4 separate regions of the Homo sapiens genome follow, and all the other regions are linked to region 3. A link is a contact called in ENCODE Hi-C or POLR2A ChIA-PET data. All regions are on one chromosome and are shown on one strand. The core of a region is the stretch at or near the end of the contact, and the rest is flanking DNA. Distances in the headings are between cores, read along the strand shown. Region 1 has its middle 9.3 kb from the start of SLC2A5. Region 2 has its middle 18 kb from the start of MIR6728. Region 3 overlaps ERRFI1-DT (ERRFI1 divergent transcript). Region 4 overlaps RERE (arginine-glutamic acid dipeptide repeats).

What was found. Hi-C counts contacts between places; a loop is a spot of excess contacts on that map. ChIA-PET counts read pairs that join two places held with the same protein, here RNA polymerase II (POLR2A). Pooled maps may share reads with other maps.
Region 1: a loop to region 3 is called in a pooled map, with 8 times the contacts of the local background. The contact joins two enhancer-like sites. A Hi-C loop is called at or near these places in 3 of 37 single-sample maps with no recorded cell type and 3 of 50 pooled maps. POLR2A ChIA-PET finds 5 or more read pairs at or near these places in 1 of 52 experiments (GM12878).
Region 2: a loop to region 3 is called in a pooled map, with 2.1 times the contacts of the local background. The contact joins two enhancer-like sites. A Hi-C loop is called at or near these places in 1 of 50 pooled maps. POLR2A ChIA-PET finds 5 or more read pairs at or near these places in 2 of 52 experiments (GM12878 and PC-9).
Region 4: a loop to region 3 is called in a pooled map, with 2.5 times the contacts of the local background. The contact joins two enhancer-like sites. A Hi-C loop is called at or near these places in 1 of 50 pooled maps. POLR2A ChIA-PET finds 5 or more read pairs at or near these places in 2 of 52 experiments (GM10248 and WTC11).

What each region holds. Positions count from the first base shown.
Region 1 is chr1:9,077,458-9,080,317 of GRCh38, forward strand. It overlaps a transcript of SLC2A5 not described here. Among named protein-coding and RNA genes, the nearest start is that of SLC2A5, 9.3 kb to the left of the region's middle. Within about 2 kb of position 1,579, at least 6 of the 41 ENCODE cell types and tissues checked have a DNase peak (open chromatin) inside an H3K27ac peak, as active enhancers do; they include GM12878, where a contact is called at or near this core.
Region 2 is chr1:8,847,649-8,850,432 of GRCh38, forward strand. No RefSeq gene overlaps it. Among named protein-coding and RNA genes, the nearest start is that of MIR6728, 18 kb to the right of the region's middle. Within about 2 kb of position 1,328, at least 16 of the 41 ENCODE cell types and tissues checked have a DNase peak (open chromatin) inside an H3K27ac peak, as active enhancers do.
Region 3 is chr1:8,096,117-8,098,816 of GRCh38, forward strand. The region is part of intron 2 of ERRFI1-DT (ERRFI1 divergent transcript); the gene reads left to right. Among named protein-coding and RNA genes, the nearest start is that of ERRFI1-DT, 71 kb to the left of the region's middle. RefSeq lists enhancers at 565-1,764, 1,130-1,179. Within about 2 kb of position 1,380, at least 18 of the 41 ENCODE cell types and tissues checked have a DNase peak (open chromatin) inside an H3K27ac peak, as active enhancers do; they include GM12878, where a contact is called at or near this core.
Region 4 is chr1:8,762,817-8,765,516 of GRCh38, forward strand. All of the region lies in intron 1 of RERE (arginine-glutamic acid dipeptide repeats), which reads right to left. Among named protein-coding and RNA genes, the nearest start is that of RERE, 53 kb to the right of the region's middle. RefSeq lists an enhancer at 1,255-1,304. Within about 2 kb of position 1,260, at least 4 of the 41 ENCODE cell types and tissues checked have a DNase peak (open chromatin) inside an H3K27ac peak, as active enhancers do.

The DNA of each region.
Region 1 (2,860 bases), core at 329-2,828, 980 kb after region 3:
AGTCTGGACGCAGTGGCTCACGCCTGTAATCCCAGCACTTTGGGAGGCTGAGGCAGGTGGATCGCCTGAGGTCAGGAGTTCAAGACCAGCCTGGCCAACATAGTGAAACCCCATCTCCACTAAAAATACAAAAAAAAAAAGAAAAAAATTAGCTGGGCTTGGTGGCAGGCACCTGTAATTCCAGCTACTCGGGAGGCTGAGGCGGGAGAATCATTTGAACCTGGTTGCAGTGAGCCGAGATCATTCCATTGCACTCCAGCCTGGGCAACAAGGGTGAAACAGGGAGAGAGGGAGGGAGGGAGAGAGGGAGGGAGGGAGGGAAAGAAGGGGAAGAAGGAAGGAAGGAAGGAAGGACAGGAGGGAGGGAGGGGCAATGGGAGTGTTGGTCCTGATCCAGACCCCAAGAGAAGGTTCTTGGACTTTGTGTGAGAAAGAATTCAGGGTGAGTCCATAGAGTAAGGTGAAAGCAAGTTTATTAAGAAAGTAAAGAAATAAAAAAAAGGCTACTCCACAGGCAGAGCAGTGGCCTGGGCTGCTCAACTGATTATATTTATAATTAGTTCTTGTTCTTTGCTAAACAAGGGGAGGATTATCCACTAGTTTTCTGGGAAAGGGGTGGACAGTTCCCCGGAGCTGAGGGCTCCTCCCGCTTTTAGGCCATATAGGGTAACTTCCTGAGGTTGCCATGGCATTTGTAAATTGTCATGGCACTGGTGGGAATGTCTCTTAGCATGCTAATGTATTATAATTAGCATATAATGACAGTGAGGACAACCAGAGGTCACTTCCATCACCATCTTGGTTTCGGTGGGTTTTTGTGGCTTCTTTACCACATCCTTTCATCAGCAAGGTTTTTGTGACCTTGTGCTGACTTCTTATTTCATCCTGTGACTAAGAATGCCTAAACCTCCTGGGAATGCAGCCCAGTAGGTCTCAGCCTCACTTTACTCGGTCCCTATTCAAGATGGAGTCGCTCTGGTTCCAATGCCTCTGACAGGAGGCGGGAAAGGGAGAGAAGACTTTGTATTGGGTACAGTGTACAGCGCTTGGGTGATGGGTGCACCCAAATCCCAGAAATTACCACTAACGAATTTATCCATGTAACCAAGAACCACTTGTATCCCCAAAAACTATTGAAAAACATTTCATTTAAAGAAGAGACAGTTCTTTACCAAGAATTTACATCAAAACCATGTAAACTGTAGATCCACACTACATTGTTCTTTGTACCATGAATTCCAAAACCCTGAAGAAAATGGGTGAGGCAGCTATCAGGAACAAAGTGTCGTCAAATAGCTGCCCTGGACATGGGTGGGGAAGTGACTCAAGTTCCCACTCACGTCTCTCTGGGCCTAATAAATTTTGCGAACCTCACAGGGCTCACACTGCTCAGCTGTTTTTCTTTTCCCACATTCCAGATTTAGATAAGGAAGGAATCATTAACAGATTCAGAGTGGACCTGACCACCCCACAGTGCCCTTGCTTTGCTTTTGGCACAGGCAGTGTATCTCGTCTGGGGAAGGGAGAGGAGTGCATCCAGTCGGTTGACACAGGACCTCCCAACCCCAGTGCCCACGCGCGGTGTCTCCCTCTTCCTCTTCTGTGAAAAGCCACACCCCACCTTGGGCATGCCACCTGGCCGCCGGAACCCAAGTCTGCAGGGAGGGTCCAGAAAACGTGCGCCTTCCAAGTTTATCTTCCTTCAGGAGCCAGTTCTGTATTCTGTCCTCACTTGAGCTCCCTTCCAAGCTCCTACTAGATGTCCCCGAGGCAGAGAGATTGTTGATCACGCTCTGATATGCCTGGGGTGTAAACTTCAGAGACATGACAAGGTGCCTATGTGTTTTCTCACCAAGAACAGAATTTGACCTCGCCTATCAGAGAGTGCACGTGCACAGGAAGGGCGTGCTCCTGGAGAAGCACAGGCAGAAGACGTGAAAGCCGGAGCAGCAGAGGCTCTTCAGGACCCAAGGGGCTTCTGTCGGTTACACATTACCCTGGATAGACACTCCTCTTTTTATTTTTGATTTATTTCTTTATTTTGTTGAGACAGAGTCTCATTCTGTCACCCAGGCTGGAGTACAGTGGCGTGATCTTGGCTCCCTGCAACATTTGCCTCCTAGGCTCAAGTGATTCTCCTGCCTCAGCCTCCCAAATAGCTGGGATTACAGACGTGAGCCACCATGCTTAGCTAATTTTTTGAATTTTTAGTAGAGACGGGGTTTCACCATGTTGGCCAGGCTGATCTCAAACTCCCGACCTCAGGTGATCTGCCCACCTTGGCCTCCCAAAGTGCTGGGATTACAGGCGTGAGCCACCACGCCCAGCCGATATCCCTCTTTTTAAAAACATCATAACATAAAACTTATCATTTTAACTGTACATTTTTAAATAAATGTACCAGTTGAGTTGTGGTAAGTATATTCACATTGTTATGAAACAGATCTCCAGAACCTTTTCATCTTGCAAAACTGAAACTCCGTCCCCATTAAACAACTACTCCCCATTTTCCCTCCCCAAAGTCCCTGGCAACCACCATTCTACTTTTCTGCTTCTACGAATTTGGGCACTCACAATACCTCATGTAAGTAGGATCATGCAGTATTTGCTTTTTTGTAACTGATTTCCGAAGACTTAGAGCATGTCTTCATGAGTCCTTCATGCTGTAACATGGAACAAGATTGCCTTGCTCTCTGAGGCTGGATCATACTCCACTGTGCACACACCACATCTGGTTTACCCATTTATCTGTCAGGTTACTTGGGTTGCTTCTATTAATACCTTTGGCAATTGTGAGAAATGCAGCTATGCGCATGGGTGTACAAGTATCTCGCTGAGCCCCCGTTTTCAATTATTTTGG
Region 2 (2,784 bases), core at 78-2,577, 750 kb after region 3:
GCTGGCTTTGATGTTGGTGGATGAGATGAGGCCCAACATTCCATAAAAACAGGGAAAAAGTGTGACCAAGATGACCAAGAGGAGAGACCCAAGGATCTGATCACTCCCGACCCCGCCTCGGGCTGCCCTTCCCCAGACCAGGCACCCAGGGCCCCTGCCTTGTGTGGAGTCACTGATTCTCCCCGAATGGCCCTAGAGCACTCCCTCAAACAGGTGCTGTCACTTGGAATGACAGAAATCAGTGCAGGACACCTGTGGAAATTCTCCCCTGAAGTTGCAGCCTGACCACAGATGCCCTCCATATGAGCACTTGGCATAGAACCCACTGGTTCCCTTTAAAGCAGGTGCACGTGAACTTGGGTACTCACCCTGTGGCTGCCTCTGCCATGCTCATTTCCAAAGTGGTCCCCGGGGCTGGTCCCAGGAAGTATTGTTCCCGGCCCTGGTTTGCTGGTTTTTCTGGCTTGTGGCTGGCCATGCCACACACAGCTGCACCTGCTCTGCGGCTTTGCTTCCCAGTGAGGCGGAGGCAGGTACTAGGTCTCACTGCTGAAGATCAGAGTTCAGTGCTAGGGCAGCCAGAGAGGGAGGGGAGCTGTGGCCAAGCAGAGAGGCAGGGAGGCACAGCAGCTGCTCTTCCCACAGCTGTTTCCTCCTCTGTCCTTTCATCCACTGAAAGCCTGAACAAAAGACCTCAACACACAAGAAATGTGAGGGAAGGAGATGTTACCCAAAAGGTTCAGAAATCAAAGTGGGAGGCCGGGCGCAGTGGCTCATGCCTGTAATCCCAGCACTTTGGGAGGCCAAGGCGAGTGGATCACCTGAAGTCAGGAGTTCGAGACCAGCCTGGCCAACATGGTGAAACCCCGTCTCTACTAAAAATACAAAAATTAGCTGGGCATGATGGCAGGCACCTGTAATCCCAGCTACTCGGGAGGCTGAGGCAGGAGAATCACTTGAATCCAGGATGTAAAGGTTGCAGTGTGCTGAGATCACGCCACTGCACTCCAGCCTGGGCGACAAAGCTAGACTCTGTCTCAACGACGACAACAAAAAAGAAATCAAAATGGGCCAAGGAAGAAGTCTCGCTTTGACCAGGTCCCATGGCCTCTGCTGTGCCTCGTCCCAGCATCTGCGGTGACACAGGAGAGAGTGTTGACAAGGATGTGCTGTCCGGGAATCTCCCTTTATCCAGTGACAGCTCCATTCATCTCACCGAGCTTTGCCCAGAGCTCTGGGCTGGCTTCACTCTGGCTCTGAGTCCCTGTGAGCCACAGGGTACAGTCCACTTGCAACAGTAAACCTGCGCCAGCCAGCTGGGGCTGGAGAGAAGGAAGGGCTGGGATGGCAGCCAGCCCAGCCAGGCAGCGTGCAGAGCCAGCAGCTAGGGGAGGCCACGGAGGCCCAGGGTCTTGGGGCAGCCCCACTGCGCCCCCTGGCGGCTGAAGGAAGCTCCTGGGCGCGTCTGGACCTGGACCACCAGCTGACCTTCTGCACAGTTAAAGAGTAGCTGTGACCTGGCTTTCATATGCAGAAATAAATAAATAAATAAATAAATAAATAGAGTAGCCAGGAGGAGTAGCCAGGATGAGGGCCCTGACCAGGGCTCCTTACATATTGTGTCTCACCGCACCCCTAGCAGGCGGATGCAGGGGCGCCCTGCTCTCATGGCAGGGAAAGCTGAGCTGCACCTGCAGAAGGTTGGGGGAAGGATTAACCCCCTCCAACCCCCCCCGGTACAGAAGAGCTCCTCTCCAGCCCCGTGGCCCTCAGCCCTCAGGCATTGTATGTTCTGGCCAGGAGTCCTGGTTGTACACTGGCCGACCTAGAGCTTCAATTTTCCCAGTCCTAGCCTAGCCTGGTGTAAGCTCAGTGAAGGCAGCAGTTTTAACAGTGCTAACTGCACAGCGGCGCTCTTTCTTAATAATAACAAGAAGGACAGCTGGGGGTGGGTGTGTACTGGGAGTGGCCACGACCTCTGAGCACACTGTCTGAAAACACCACATTTTCAACAGTGTTTTTGGTTGTTTCGCTTTTTTTTGAGACAGAGTCTCACTCTGTCACCCAGGCTGGAGTGCAATGGAGTGCAATGGTGCGATCTCTGCTCGCTGCAACCGCTGCTTCCCGGGTTCAGGTGATTCTCGTGCCTCAGACTCCTAAGTAGCTGGGGATTACAGGTGTGCGCCACCACACCCAGCTAATTTTTGTATTTTTAGTAGAGACGGGGTTTCACCATGTTGGCCAGGCTGGTTTCAAACTTCTGACCTCAGGTGACCCGCCCACCTCAGCCTCCCAAAGTGCTGGGATTACAGGCGTGAGCCACTGTGCCCGTCCTTCAGCAGTTTTTAAGGTGATCTGTTGGCAGTTAAGACTTAGACTTTTTTTTTTAAAGACGCTTTAAAAAAAAAAAAGACACCTTTTCAACAAACGGTACTGGGACAACTGGATATCCACATGCAACCTTATATAAAAATGAACTCAAATGGCTCATAGACCTAAATGAAAGACCTAAAACTATTAGACTCTTAGAAGGAATTAACAGGTGCAAATCTTTTGGAGCTTGGATTAGGCAATGGTTTCTTAAATACAATACCAAAAGCACAGCAGCAACAACAAAATAGACAAAGTGGACCTCATCAGAAGTAAACACTCTTGTGCATCAAAGGACACTATTGGCTGGGCATGGTGGCTCACGCCTGTAATCCTAGCACCTTGGGAGGCCAAGGCAGGAGGATGGCTTGCGCTCAAGCTGGGCTCAAGACCAGCCTGGGCAACATAGTGAGA
Region 3 (2,700 bases), core at 130-2,629:
AACTATCCTTACATGAACATGAAGAAAATTTCCAACACTCCAATATTATTTGTATCTACCTGTACTATCTCCAAGCTTTCCAGTTGAAAAATATAAAATCTGTGTTACTATTGGCCTCTGTCCCTTATTCCTGGACCTGGGCGTTAGCCTAGAGTCGCTCTGAAGTTAATGATTAAAATCTTTGAGTGGACATTCTCCACCGTTTCTTGGAAGCATTCTTGAGTTACCCGTTAGTTTCCAGTCTTAAACAGAGAAATACAGATACCACCTATTGGTAATGGTTTTTAGATCATGAATCTCCTTGTGGGATTACTTTGGAACATCTCCCCGCTCTTTATCGGCAGGCCGGATGGTGAAGGTCACTTCATCCTTTATCAGATTGTTATTCAACCACAATCCTTCTTTCAAGGATTCAGAAATACACAGGTTTCTACTAAAAGAAACGTCCATATCTTTAACCAATGCCTGTTTCTAGCACATTTCTCTAAGCGTAATTCTTTTTATCATCCAGATTCTTATGATTCATTCAAAAGAAATTTAGAGCCAAATCTGGCTTTTAAGCAAATATTTCTAACAAACTGACCTATTTTAGTATCACTCACCATAAGGTTATTTCAGGATGGTGAATGACAATATGCCAATGAACAGCAGAGGCTACCTTTTTTGATTCCTAAACAACCAGATTTTGTGAGACTACGTTTTTCTTCAGTGATTCATAATCAGTTTTGCAATTTGAAAGCAGTTTATGAGTCATTCAGTTTATGAATTTGTTGTCACTTCCTTAGAAAAGGGCTCCCTTTCCTTATAGCTTTTCAAGTTTAATTCAGTCGCCTGAAAGCTTTCATTTAACCTCAGTTTTTTCTGCTCCATGAAGAAAAACGATGTTATATATCCATTTTACTGTTACTATCAGGTAAGAAGGCCTAGGGACTAGTGACATCAATTCCACGAGCCATCAGTGTCCTGGGCTTTTAATTCACAGAAGAATGGATAGTTGTAATGAAAAAAAAATCTTATAAAAATACCAGTCCTGTTTTCTAAGTTTTAAATACAGATTCTCTGTTTTTAGTTATCTTGTTTCTGCTTCCCAATGCAATAAACTCTAGCCACCTGCAGGACTGCTGGATATTCTGATCTCTCCCTAGGATGAAAGAGCCACTTTAACTGGAAATCTTTACAACAAAACACCCTCAACTATTCAAGGAAGAAATTCGGTAGACTTCCATGCACGAGGCCTTTGAGAAGAGAAAATAGGCCCTCGTTCAGGCCCAGACAGATCATTGACAGCGTTTTTGGATTCCTTTTTTGATCAGGAAATTAGATCAACATCCTTATAGGGAAAGGTTCATTTGGGGCACAGGTGGGGCTCTTTAGTTAAAGTGTCTACTTCTCAGTCCATATTAGGCAACAGGAACTGCCTGAAAGGCACTTATTTTTCATTCTGTGTCATTCAACCATAAATGACTCAGTTCTGATATTATTTACCAAGCTCCTGTTGAACTCATAGGAGAGGCAGCTGTGCAGCACTCGTAATGCTAATCTTAATATAGTCTCAGCAGGGTATGCAGTCAGTGAGAAGTAAGACGGGTCATTTTTCCTTAAGATCATATTAATTAACTAGCTGACTCATCTCCCAGGAACTGGATTGAGTCCTCAAAATGCTTCATTTCTAAAATCATGGAGGCTTAATCTAAGTAATTTTACTGTCATCTGGTAAAGCTTATTAAAGCTTAAGGGTTTTTTTTAAAAGGCACACTTGAAAACTTAGAGGATTAGAGAAACTAAGGTAATTTTAGTAGCAGCAATGAGTATTTCATTTTTAACATTTAAACATTAATCTGGCATTCTGAAAGGCCTGAGATCTTATTGCTTCTTAAAATAGGCTTTGTTTTTTAGAGCAGTTTTAGGTTCACAGCAAAATTGAATGGAGAGTTCCCATATACTCCCTGCCCACGCAGGCACAGACTCCCCACTGCCAGTGTGCTGTACCGTAGTGATAAATTTGCTGCAATTGATTAACTCGCATTGGCACATCAGTATCACCCGAAGTCCACAGTTTACATTAGAGTTCACTCTTGGTGTTGTACATTCTATGGATTTTGACAAATGGATAAAAACACTTATCTACCATTATAGTATCATACAGAATAGTTTCACCGTCTTAAAAATCCTCTGTGCTTACCCACTCAGATCTTATTTTTAGTTTCAAAGTTAATGATCTAAATATGAGAACTGAAATCTGCAAATTTAAAAAAGCACAAGAACCCAAGTGTTTAACTTAAAATCAATGGTTCTTAAAAATCATTAATATAATGTAAAAATACTAAATATTAAATTTCAACATTAATCTTGAGATTTAATTAATTCAAAACATATGTCTGAAATGTACCTTTGCAGTAGCCATGAAAAAAATGTGTTACCTAAGTAAATAGTTTAAGTGTCTGAGAAACTTTTGGCCAAGGGACTGCAGTCACTATTGCTAATTCCCTGCTATCTGGAACTTAGCTACAATTAAGCAAATAAACAACAACAACAAAGGACAGAAAAATCTCTGAAAAATCCCCCCAAATTAGGAAAATAAGCAACACAGTTCTTTTCTTTTCTTTTTTTTTTTTTTTTTTTTGAGATGGAGTCTCTCTCTGTCACCCAGGCCGGAGTGCAGTGGCATGGTCTTGGCTCACTGAAACCTCCACCTCCTGG
Region 4 (2,700 bases), core at 10-2,509, 670 kb after region 3:
TATGGCAAGGCTTATGGAGAAACTACACCACATAAATGAAGACTAGGAGCTCAAAATTCCAGAATGACCTGGGACCATGGAAAATTAGTATTTTGCCTTCTACAGTAAAGTCACACTCTTGAGCAAAGGAGGAAAAAAAAATTATCACAGTCCCTCAATCAGCAAAAATCTAGGCATGGAAGACTAAAAGAAGTTAGGGTCCAGTAAGCTTAAAAAAGAAAACAGTGACTCAGAAATTTCCTATCTGCAATATATAGCAGGTTTAGAGGACGAAAATGAAAACAGAAGATTATTTCTAGACAGCTTGATGGAGAAAGATAATATTTACCTCAGTAAAGTTACAACCATAGGAACAAATCCAGATTCTATTTGTTTTTGTACAACTCTGCAAAAAATCATAGGGTGTAATTCACTTCTCAGTTCAGAAATAAGACGTCCTTAAAAAAATAAGTAAGAGGTACTTCTTGAAAACTAAAAGAAAAAAAATCTACTCCCATAATCAAGAGTTTCCATGCAGTATTAAAAATGATGTCCAGCTGGGCGCAGTGGCTCACACCTGTAATCCCAGCACTTCGGGAGACTGAGGCGCATGGATCATTTGAAATCAGGAGTTTGAGACCAGCCTGACCAACATAATGAAACCCCGTCTCAACTAAAAACACAAAAAAATCAGCCAGATGTGGAGGCGCACGCCTGTAATCCCAGCCACTCAGGAGGCTAAGGCAGGGGAATCACTTGACCCTGGGAGGCAGAGGTTGCAGTGAGGCAAGATCGAACCACTGCACTCCAACCTGGGCGACAGAGCTAGACTCCGTCTCAAAAAACAAACAAACAAAAAACAAGACCGGGCACGGTGGCTCATGCCTGTAATCCCAGCACTTTGGGAGGCCGAGGCAGGCGGATCACGAGGTCAGGAGATAGAGACCATCCTGGCCAACATGGTGAAGCCCCATCTCTACTAAAAGTACAAAAATTAGCCGGGTGTGGTGGCATGCGCACCTGTAGTCCCAACTACTCGGGAGGCCGAGGCAGGAGAATCACTTGAACCCAGAAAGCAGAGGTTGCAGTAAGCCGAGATCACGCCACTGCACTCCAGCCTGGCAACAGATCAAGACTCCGTCTAAAAAAAAAAAAAAAAAGTCCCTCCTATAATTCAGGAAGTGAAGGTGCTAGTTGACTGTTATTTATTCTCACTCAAAAAGCTAACTCAAGGTCAAGAAGACCTCTGCCACCAGCTGCAGTGTACCAATCCTAGGAGGCTATTTCTCAGAACCCCATGCTTCTTATCAAGATGGTTCCCACGCTGTCTTCCCTTTCCCTCATCACTGCCTCCTCCAGGTCAAAGAATATCCCCAGGGCAAGTTGCAGCTGCTCCTTATGCACTCAGCCCTGGCCTCAGAGTACACATGGGTTTTGCCTCATCTATGACTCTTGGGGGAAGCTTACTATGCAGAGAGCAACTGCAATGTGTCGCTCTCTATAGGATCCCAGCCAGGTGCCTTAGTGCCATCGGGAAAATGAGAGGAAACAAGGAACACACAAAAATCATGAAATACTGCTTCGGGTACTAACTCCAAGACAGAATTTTTTTCTTAAGTTAAATGTTTAAAAACAAAAAAAAGCTACAGTCATCTATGTATTCAGTCATCCAGTCAATCCCATGCCAAGTATAATCTCTGTTAACTATGCTTAGTGTGGTCAGAAAGGAAGTCTAGATAAACAATCACAACAACAGAGTGGGCTGAATGCAAACAGCCGGGGTTCAAGGAAGGCTCCCTGAAGAAAATTACCTGTAAACTGAAGCAAGCAAGAGGTGACCAGGCTAAGAAGAAAAGAATGTTCACCACACAGCCATTACTCAGGGACGTAATTCACCCAGATTTCTATTTTTAAAAGATCAAAGGCTCCAAAAAAGCAAAGGGCCAGTAAGCACAAGACAGAGGCTCAACCTCATTAGGGAAATGCAAATCAAAACTGTAAGATACCACTTCACACCCATCAGAATGGCTACAATCCAAAACCCAGATAGTAAGTATTAGTGCTAATGTGGAAAAACTGCAAGGTTCATGCATTGCTAGTAAAATTGTAACATGGTGTAGCCACTTTGGAAAACAGTTTGTCAGTTTCTCAAAATGTTAAACAGAGGTTCCATACCCCCCAAAAATTTCACTCTTAGGCTTTGGAAGTCACCCCAAGAGAAATGCAAATACACATCCTCACAGAAGTTTGTACATGAACGTTCACAACAGCATTTTTTTAACAGCCAAAAAGTAGAACCATTCAAAGTGTCCATCAACTAGTGAATAAATAAAATGTGGCATAGCCACACAATGGACTATGATTTGGCATTTATTGGGAATGAAGTACAGATGTTATGCTACCACATGGGTGAACCTTGAAAACATTATACTAAGTCAAAGCAGCCAGTTACAAAAGACTACATGATTCAATTAACGTGAAATGTCCAGAATAGGCAAATCCATAAAGACAGAAAGAAGATTAAGGGCTGCTTAGGGCTGGGGGATGAGTAGAGGAGGAAATGAGGAGTAACTGCTCATGGATACAGGATTTCTTCTGGGCATAATTAAATGTTCTGAAATTGCAGTGATGATTGCACAACTCTGTGAACACAAAAAACAATTGAATTGTACAATTTAAGTAGGTAAATTATATGATATGTGAATTGTATCTCAATAAAGC